Regions from separate parts of the Homo sapiens genome. Here region 1 is linked to region 2. The links are chromatin contacts, found by Hi-C in ENCODE. All regions are on one chromosome and are shown on one strand. Each heading gives the region's core, a stretch centred on a gene start or an enhancer-like site at or near the end of the contact. The rest is flanking DNA. Distances are from core to core; before and after follow the strand shown.

The links. Hi-C counts contacts between places; a loop is a spot of excess contacts on that map. Pooled maps may share reads with other maps.
Region 1: a map of sigmoid colon shows a loop between it and region 2 (7-fold over the local background). The contact joins the promoter of CKAP2 here to the promoter of DLEU2 in region 2. A Hi-C loop is called at or near these places in 4 of 168 maps with a recorded cell type or tissue (CD4-positive, alpha-beta memory T cell, ascending aorta, naive thymus-derived CD4-positive, alpha-beta T cell and 1 more), 4 of 37 single-sample maps with no recorded cell type and 17 of 50 pooled maps.

Annotation. Positions count from the first base shown.
Region 1 is chr13:52,453,722-52,458,009 of GRCh38, forward strand. It overlaps CKAP2 (cytoskeleton associated protein 2), which reads left to right and starts at 1,757. Exons shown (of 9, transcript NM_018204.5): 1 at 1,757-1,905; 2 at 2,802-2,886. The coding sequence starts at 1,836. CKAP2-DT (CKAP2 divergent transcript) reads right to left here and starts at 1,625. Exons shown (of 1, transcript NR_185890.1): 1 at 1,054-1,625. RefSeq lists enhancers at 908-1,087, 1,378-1,457.
Region 2 is chr13:50,124,130-50,128,317 of GRCh38, forward strand. It overlaps DLEU2 (deleted in lymphocytic leukemia 2), which reads right to left and starts at 1,412. Exons shown (of 14, transcript NR_152566.1): 1 at 1,173-1,412. All of the region lies in intron 2 of DLEU1 (deleted in lymphocytic leukemia 1), which reads left to right. RefSeq lists silencers at 1-384, 465-974, 1,295-1,504, 1,535-1,864 and an enhancer at 1,533-2,243.

The DNA of each region.
Region 1 (4,288 bases), core at 507-3,006, 2.3 Mb after region 2:
AGGAGAATTGCCATTTTGAAAAACCTAGCAGTTTGGCAGGTTTTCCTATTCATCTCAGCCTACTGAGATCTCCATGGTATCCTTTGAGTCAATTTCTTTTTTTACCATGCCCACTTATAAAAAATTATTGAGGTTCACATAACATAAAATTAATCATTTTAAAGTGAACAACTCAATGGCATTAATACATTTACAATGTCACCCAACCACTACCTCTAATTCCAAAACATTTCACTTACTTCAAGGTAATGAAACCCTTGTCCATTAAACTGTCTCCCAATTCTCCCCCTACCCTCAGCCTCTGGCAACTACTATTCTGAGTTATTTCACTATGGATGTATCTATTTTAGATCTTTCATATAAATGGAATCATACCATATGTAACTTTTCATATATTACTTCTTTTACTTAGCATAATGTTTTGGAGGTTTTTGAGTCACTTATTAACGCTGTATTTTGTTCTCACTTAATAGAAATCCCTGGTTGCCCCACCTGTCTGATGAAACTTTAGTAAATAATCAACAATAATGACAGACGTATTTAAACAGCAAGTTATATCTTAAGGATGGTGATGGACAATGTTAAACTAAAACTGGGACATTTCATCAAGTAAAAAACTACACAAAATCTCAAACCAAATTCCTCATTAGCAAGACGCTACCATAAGATGTCTGAAGAAAAAAGCAGGCAGAAGTGGGAAAAACTGACCACAGCCGAGGGCCAGCTGTGGAGGCCCTCAGACCTGGGAAGGGTAAACGGGGAAATCACATCCTCCCGTCTGTGTGCCCGGAGCACCTAAAACCTGGCTGAAAGAGTCCAGTCCAGCCTTACTGCAGTGATCAGGCAAGAAATGTAAACCCAGTGCTTGAAACCAGGCAGGTGCAGTCCAGACTCGCCCTCACTTCCCCACTGCCACTCTTAAAACCTTCTAGCCCTGACTTGTTTCGTTCTGTCATGTGGATTGAGTGTTTGTGTGGGTTTTATGAAGGTGGTATTTTTAGATGAGAAAAACGAAGATTATGGCGGCACACTTAACCACACAAACACAAAACGTCTGTAACAAATGCTATTTTATCTTCAAAGGAGAATTATATATAACCTTGAGGAGGGGATGAGGTTTATCTTCATTTTTTTCTGTTTCTCCTCCTCTCCTCCCTTTTTTGCATTTGATAATTGCTTAGAATAAAGGTATGGAAAGTAGATCCCAATTTCAGTTCCCCTTCACACGCTGTGCAAACGTGGACAAACAACCTCTGAACCTGTCACCTCTCAGTGGAAAAAGTGGTGATAACGTCCCACCTCAGAATTGATGCTCAAAATGAAGCAGTATTTGTGAAACGAAAATACACACGCTCGTGGTACGCCAGATCGGTGTTTACGTCCTCGTCAGTGAACGCGTCGATGTTTAATAAGAAGGGCAGCCAATCAACACTTTTCTTGTCTTTTTCTCGTCTGCCTTCCTCCAAGGACTGTGAGGGTCTCAAGATGTGTCCCATCTCGGTTGTTTGTCAACCTAGTCCTGCTATGTCGTGGGGACTGAGCAGGCCGACTCCTCCCCCATCGCACGTCCAGGATGAAGAGCGCTGTTTAGGTTTGAAACCTGCAGACTCAGTCCCAACCGAACTGGGCAGACACCAGACCGGCCCCGGCAACTGCAGTCCAGGCTCCGCCTCCCTACGCCCATTGGCTTATTCAATTCACGCAGGAACCAATGGGCGGAGACGGCAGCCGCGCCGTCTGACGGCTTAGCCGCGGTGCAGACTGCGGCGGCGGTGGTCTGAGGAAGTTCTATCTTGGCGCTAAAGCGGAGACGCATCCCCCGACCCGAGGCTACGATGAGCACACCGGCCGTGCCCCAGGACCTGCAGCTGCCCCCGAGTCAGAGGGCGCAGTCCGCATTCAAAGGTGAAGGCCGCGGTGGCGGTGGCGGTGGCGGTGGCGGTGGCGGTGGCGGGCGCGGGCCCGGCGGTCGGGGCTCGGGGCCGCGCTGGCGCGCTTCACCTCTCCCCCGCTCTGTGAGATCCCTGAACGCGGCGTCGGCCTCGCCCTGCCTCATTCTTGGCCTTGTGGAACGGATCATAAAAACAGGAACCGCTGCGTGGTGTTACTGTGCGGTCGCTGCTGGCTGGGATGGGCCCTCCTAAGAAGGAATCCGTTAGGCGAGGGGAAACGCGCGGGCCTCAGGCCGGGGTCGGTGTCGGAGACCCTGGGTCCGCTTGGGGGCGGGGCTGCACAGGTTCAGGGACCGACTGCGCCTGCGCTGGGTCCTCCGCCTCTTAGGTCCCTAGCGAATTTCTGCAGGGCTGGGGTCGCATCATGTGTTATTTCCAATTTCACAGCTTCTCCTTCGACTTTATGGAAACCGAGGGTTGGTTGGGTCTTCAAAACTAATATTGTTATTCCCTTATTCTACACACGGGAAAGCAGAAGAAAGTAATTCTCATCTAACCCAGTTCTGGTAAATTAGAACTTTCGAGTCTAGTGCCTCACTTCTACCATTTAGTTTCTTAAAGCTTGGCTAGCAGGAGCTGTATGTAGAAAATGATGTTCTCCAGATTTTTCACAGGGAGTAGAGAATGTGATTCTTATGCAGAGGGGTTTTGGGGACCTGTTGTGGTAACAGTCTCTTCTAAGGTGATTTCTCAAAGGCAATATTGAATTGGAGAATTTTCTGTTATATAGATGTGACCTCAGGTGGAACCAGCTTTGGAAGTAAACTCTTCATTTAGTCAACAAGATTTATTTGCCGTTATCGATGTTTTAACTAATATTGACTTGTAGCTCTTACCTTTGTTATCTAGAGCAAAGAAGACAAAAACTCAAGGAACATCTGTTGAGAAGAAAAACGCTTTTTGCATACAAGCAGGAAAATGAGATGTTATCCAGGTAAGGTCAAGTTTATTTCTTTTCACTTCTGTAAAATTGTATCAGATCTGTCCAATGAAAATGTAAAGTAAGCCATATCTGTAATTTTAAATTTTCTAGTAGCCACATTTAGAAAAACTGCTTACATATTATTTTACGTCTTTTTGTGGTACAACGTCTTTAAAATCTGGTGTCTATTTTACAGTTACAGGACATTTCCATTTGGTCTATCCACATTTCAAGCACTCAGTAGCCACATTGGCTAGTGGCTACTTTATTGGATGGTGCAGCATTAGATCATCGTTTTATTAATTTTTTTTTTTTTGAGACAGAGTCTCACTCTGTTGCCAGGTTGGAGTGCAGTAGCGTGATCTTGGCTCACTGCAGCCTCCACCTTCTGGGTTCAAGTGAATCTCCTGCCTCAGCTTCCCAAATACCTGGGACTGACTACAGGCAAGTGCCACCATTCCCTGCTAATTTTTGTATTTTAAACAGAGACCGGGTTTCACTATGTTGGCCGGGCTGGTCTTGGACTCCTGACCTTGAGATCCGCCCACCTCAGCCTCTGAAAGTGCTGTGATTACAAGGATGAGCCACCGCGCCCGGCCTAGATTATCGTTTTCTACGTAAATTAATTCACAGTCTAAGAGAAAAAAACAATTATAAAGCAAAGTATGTGCATAGACTAGATTATCAACTTACTGTTTACACCACACAAAGGTCAGTCTTTCTATTATTTAGCAAAGCTTTTTACTCAGTGTATGGGGGAGTTCATCAGGGAAGGGTTGGGTGGCCCTCCCAAATGCTTAGAGATTACTAGTTGTAGTCTCAACCCTCCACAGAAATATCTTTATTATTTTGTTAAAATATCTTAGATAGTACATAGCTGTAGCAAAAACAAAAACCCATGAAAGTAGATGAAGCAGAAAGGCAAAAGGTCCCCTCACTCTCTAGGGATAACCAGTAATAACATCCTTACAGGCTTAGGCTGGGTGCTGTGGCTTACACCTGTAATCCCAGCACTTTAGGAGGCTGAGGTGGGCAGATCACGAGGTCAGGAGATCAAGACCAGCCTGGCTAACACAGTGAAACCCCGTCTCTACTAAAAATACAAAAAATTAGCCAGGCATGGTGGTGGGTGCTTGTAATCCCAGCTACTGGGGAGGCTGAGGCAGGAGAATCGCTTGAACCTGGGAGATGGAGGTTGCAGTGAGCCGAGATCGTGCCATTGCACTCCAGCCTGGGTGACAGAGCGAGACTCCGTCTCAAAAAAAAAAAAAATTGTCTCAGGTAAACAAAATTGTATATACCACCCACACACATATTCAGAGAGTGGAAATGATAACGCAAATGGGATAAAAATTTTAACAATAGGTGGATCCTGGGTAAAGAGTGTACAGATATTCTTTGACCTGTTTATATT
Region 2 (4,188 bases), core at 162-2,661:
ACTTCCCGCGCGCGGACGGCGCTCTGGGGAAGGAGGAGCCGGCGGGCGGCTGGACCTGGCCTTGACTGCGCGGGGTCCGCCCCCGCCCCCTCGGGAGCGCAGAGTTGCGGGGGGCCGGCACCAGCCTCCGCCCTGCGCCGCCCGCTCACACAATGGGACGCGTCGGGAGGGGGCGGCCGCGGCTCCCATTCCGGTCCCAGGGCGGGGACTCCGGGCGGCGGGAGAAGCAGTCGGGCTGGGGCCAGAAGGAAAACCCCTCTCTCCCTCTGCCCACTCAAACTGCGAAAGGGCTCCAGCCGGCGGTGCCAGGGGCTGGGGAGCAGCTGGGGAGGGAGCGGAAGTGCCACCCCCTGCAGTCAAGGGTGGTGACGTCACCCCTGCAGCCAGCCTGTAGCGGGGGTGTCTGTACATCACATGACCCGGCCCCCCTCTCCCCGCCGAAGCCCGCGCGCGCGCTCTCTCCCCCAGCCCCGACTCCCACCTCTCCCCCGCCCCCTCTCCCCAACTTTCGCCCTCCCCGCTCCGGCACCGCTGTCAACAGCGCCAGCTCCGCCCCCTCCCCGCGCCCTGTGGAACCGCCACGGCGGCGCGGCGGGCGCTCGCGCTCAGGTCCGAGGCTCCGAGAAGCGAGCGTGCCCCGGTTCCACCCTGCCCCCCAGCTCAGTGCTTGCTGGCTGCGTGGGCACCAGAGCCAGGGGGCACGGCGGCGTGCAGCGACAGCGCTTCTCTGCTCCATCCTCCCACAGCAGTTAGAGGACGAAGCTGAGGCGCCGGGTCCGAGCTCGGAGGGAGCGAGGCGCATGCAGCGGCCTCCGGGCCCTGACGCGTAGCCTCCGGGGGTCGGCCCACGGGCGAGAGAAGCAGCCGGGAGCCCCTCCTCGACCCCAGCAAGGCGGCCCGCGCCTCCGCTCTCCCTACCGCCCGGGTGGCGCACGCCAGTCCTCCGTCTTTGGCTGCGGCGCAGGCACCGGCCATACGACGAGGGGCCAGGCGGGGACCGCCTCCTTGAGCCCCCTCGGCCACCCCTGCCGTGTGGACTGCTGGGGTTGCAGATTTGCTGGCTGTTGCTGCAGCGCCTCGTTCTATTTTTCCTCTCAGTTCCCTTCTAAAAGTGGAGGCTCGGGGGAGGAAAAAGAAAGCCCACAGTGTTGAAAGGGGCGGTACGGACTGACCTGTCAACGGCGGAGGAGGAAGACCCCCGTTCGGGGCGAGCTCTCGAGCCCGCGCAGGGATCGGAGCTCTGGGCTCGCGCGGAAAGGCACGGCGGCAGCTGTGCCTCAGCCAGGTGTCCCCCCTCGGCGGGGCCCGCGCCGCCGCGCCCGCCCCCTCCCCCGGCGCAGCGCTCCCCGCCCCATCGCCGGGGACCAGGGAACCCCCCGGCTCGATTTTTTGTGCAGTTTCAGCAAAGCTCCGAGGAAGTTGGTCCTTTTGTTCCACTATTTATAGATTGCGTCAACATTGCGAAAAGGAGAAGGCGGAGCGGTGGCCCCTCCCCCTCCCCTCCCCCCGCCGGCTCCTGGGAGAGAAAAGCCCCAGCACACGACCTAAGTACACAGCGCGCCAGCCGCCCGCCCGCGGCCTTCTGCTCCCCGCTTCTTCCCCCTCCCAGCCGGGGCCCGAACGCTGCCAACCCCGTCACGTGCCCGCCCGGGAAAACCAGCTCCCCGGGGCTCCGCGCCGCCCGCCAGGCTTCGTGGCGGCGGCGGCGGCAGCGGCCTCACCCAGCTCGTGGGCTCGGGCCGCGGCTCAGGCGTCACGCATAGCGTGGGCACCCACGCCCTCGCCACCCGACGAGGATCTCGGGCTCCGCGACCTGTGGGAGTGCTGCGGGGCGTCCCGCACTTCCGCCCTCTCTCGTCTCCGGCTCCCCAGTCGCCGCCCCGCTCGCCGAGTGTGCGCGCATTCGGGCCTCGCCTCGGAGCCGGGAGGCTGTCCTGTCCCCAGGCCCCTCGCGCGGCCGCTCTTCCAGGCATTGCGGTGCTAGCCCCCTCTCCCGCGCACGACTGGGGAGGGCAGAGGTGTGAGGGATGCGGGGGTGGCTCGCAGCCGTTCGCGGGCAGGCGGGCGGAGCGCGGGAAGCGCGGTGCGGGCGTTCCATGGCGCACCCAGACGCTCTCCCTCCTCCGCAGGTGCAGCGGGGCGTTGCGCGAGCTCGAGTCCCCCTTCCCGGACAGCTAGGGAGAAGGGAGTTTGCAGACCGGAGCTACAGTTGGAAGAATATAGTTTTTGAGAAGTTACTGGAAGTTAGATGTGAGACAAAAACAGACGAACTTTCCTTCAAAGCCTTATGACGAAATGATAGGCCTTGCCATACCCTTGAAATGAAACTGAGCTCCCTACCGGCCTAAAGCCGCTGTTCCTGAGCTTCATGTAAACAAGGAGGGCGGTAAACACCAGAGGAAGGCCTTACAACAATACCAAGTGCAAGTAGCTCATTTGAGTGTTATTTATCTTAGCAGCTTCCCTGAGTGATTTATGTATATTGCAGTTTAACTTTACAGGGTGGGAATAAAATAATTTGGCTTCTCAGCTCACTGGCGGAAGAAACTAGAGCTGAGCTGGGACGAGGGCAAGAAGCGCGTCGCACCTTTCCTGGCAGCTGAACAGTGTGATGAACAGTCTGGAAGGGTTATGTTATTACTTAAGGGGTTTGGGGAAACCGTTCCCGCGCACAGACCCTCATTCGGGCCAACTGCAGGCCGTGGGGGACTCTTCAAGGACTCGCGCAACCCGAGCCGAGCTTCCTGGCTGGGCACTGGGCTCAGCCAGTGCTGAGAGCGCTTTCGCTGGGCCAGTCAAGACAGCAATAAGTTTGCCTCTATTTGGGAAACCTTTCCAGGCTTGCCTGCCCTCTTTTAAGAGGGAGACTAGGTGGTGGGATCGTCAGCTGCCAATGTGTGCACTCGTTCTAAAGAAGGCGAGAGGAAGTAAAGCGAACCTGTGCAGTGTTTGCTGGGCTTCCAAAACGCGGAGCTTAGTCGACCCCCCAGCGAACCGGACGGCGCTTTGGTCCCCTCACACCTAACGGTACTCAGAGCCTGGTGCGGGAGCTGGCGCGCTCGCTCCTGGTTTCCTTCCAATTTAGGCAAAGGCCCTGGCCGCCCGTCTTCCTGCTTCTGCTGTGCCCTGCCACAGCACTCCTAAGACGGCGAATTCGTTTCTGCGCCAATTTTGTTTTGAATATCTACAAACCACTTTTCCTTGCATGAAGAAAACAAGGCAGGGCCCCCTGGCCCGTCCCACACCTGCGAGAGGCAGAGATACAGAGGCCTCGGGCCTCAGCCTTCATTTCCCCGCCCTAGCTTCGCGCCAAGCTGCAGTGTCCCCGACACACTGTCAGGACACGCGCTTTTCGCCCCTACTTTGTTCTTGCGCAGTCTTCCCAGCTGCGGAGAGGAGGGAGCGAAAGCAAAACGAAAGCACCCGGGGCGCATCAGTTGCAATAGCTTCCCTGAGCGCGGCCGTGGGAGGCCAAGATCTGAGGTCGCGAGGCGACGGTGGGGGCCCGAGCTGCGCAGAAACTGGGTGGGGGCGGTCCCTGGAGGGCGCCCGGGAGCTGCTAGAAGTTGTCCGGAGCCCCTCAACCCCCTTGGAAAAGCGAACGCGGATGTTAATATACCAACTCCGCAGGGAACTTTTGGCCCGGGTCTTGAGCTGAAATTCCAGACTGAATGGGACCGTGCTGAAAGTTCGACGAGGCAAAGGAGTATGGCGCGGGGGCAAGCTTTGACCCCCGGCTTCGTATCCTCGGGAGAGGCCGGGACTCCGGCTCGCCCAGCGAGGGTGCGCAGAGGCCTCCTGGGATTCTAGGCCCACAGAATTTTTGCTCCAGTGAAGTTGGATAAGCACTCCGCCTCCCCGCAAAAACCAGAGTTCTCGGCTTATAAACACTTCAATAAACTCTGGTGACATTCTCCGCGCTCGCTCCTTGCCCTCGCGGCAGTCACTGCAGGGACAAAGGCGGCCTGCGCAGACTTGGAAGAGGCGCGGCCCGCGTGGGCGGCTTTACCGGCCAAAGACGTTTTCAGTTAAGGGGAGGCATCTTCAGAGCTGAGGGTAACTCCCCACAGCCACCCCGCAGGTAGGGCAGCCAACCCCAATCTGGTCAGCTTAAAAGTGTCCTCGGTTTCGCCCCCTTTCCCAGCGAACCAACACTGGCAGATTGGCCTGCGAGCCGCTCGCTCTGTT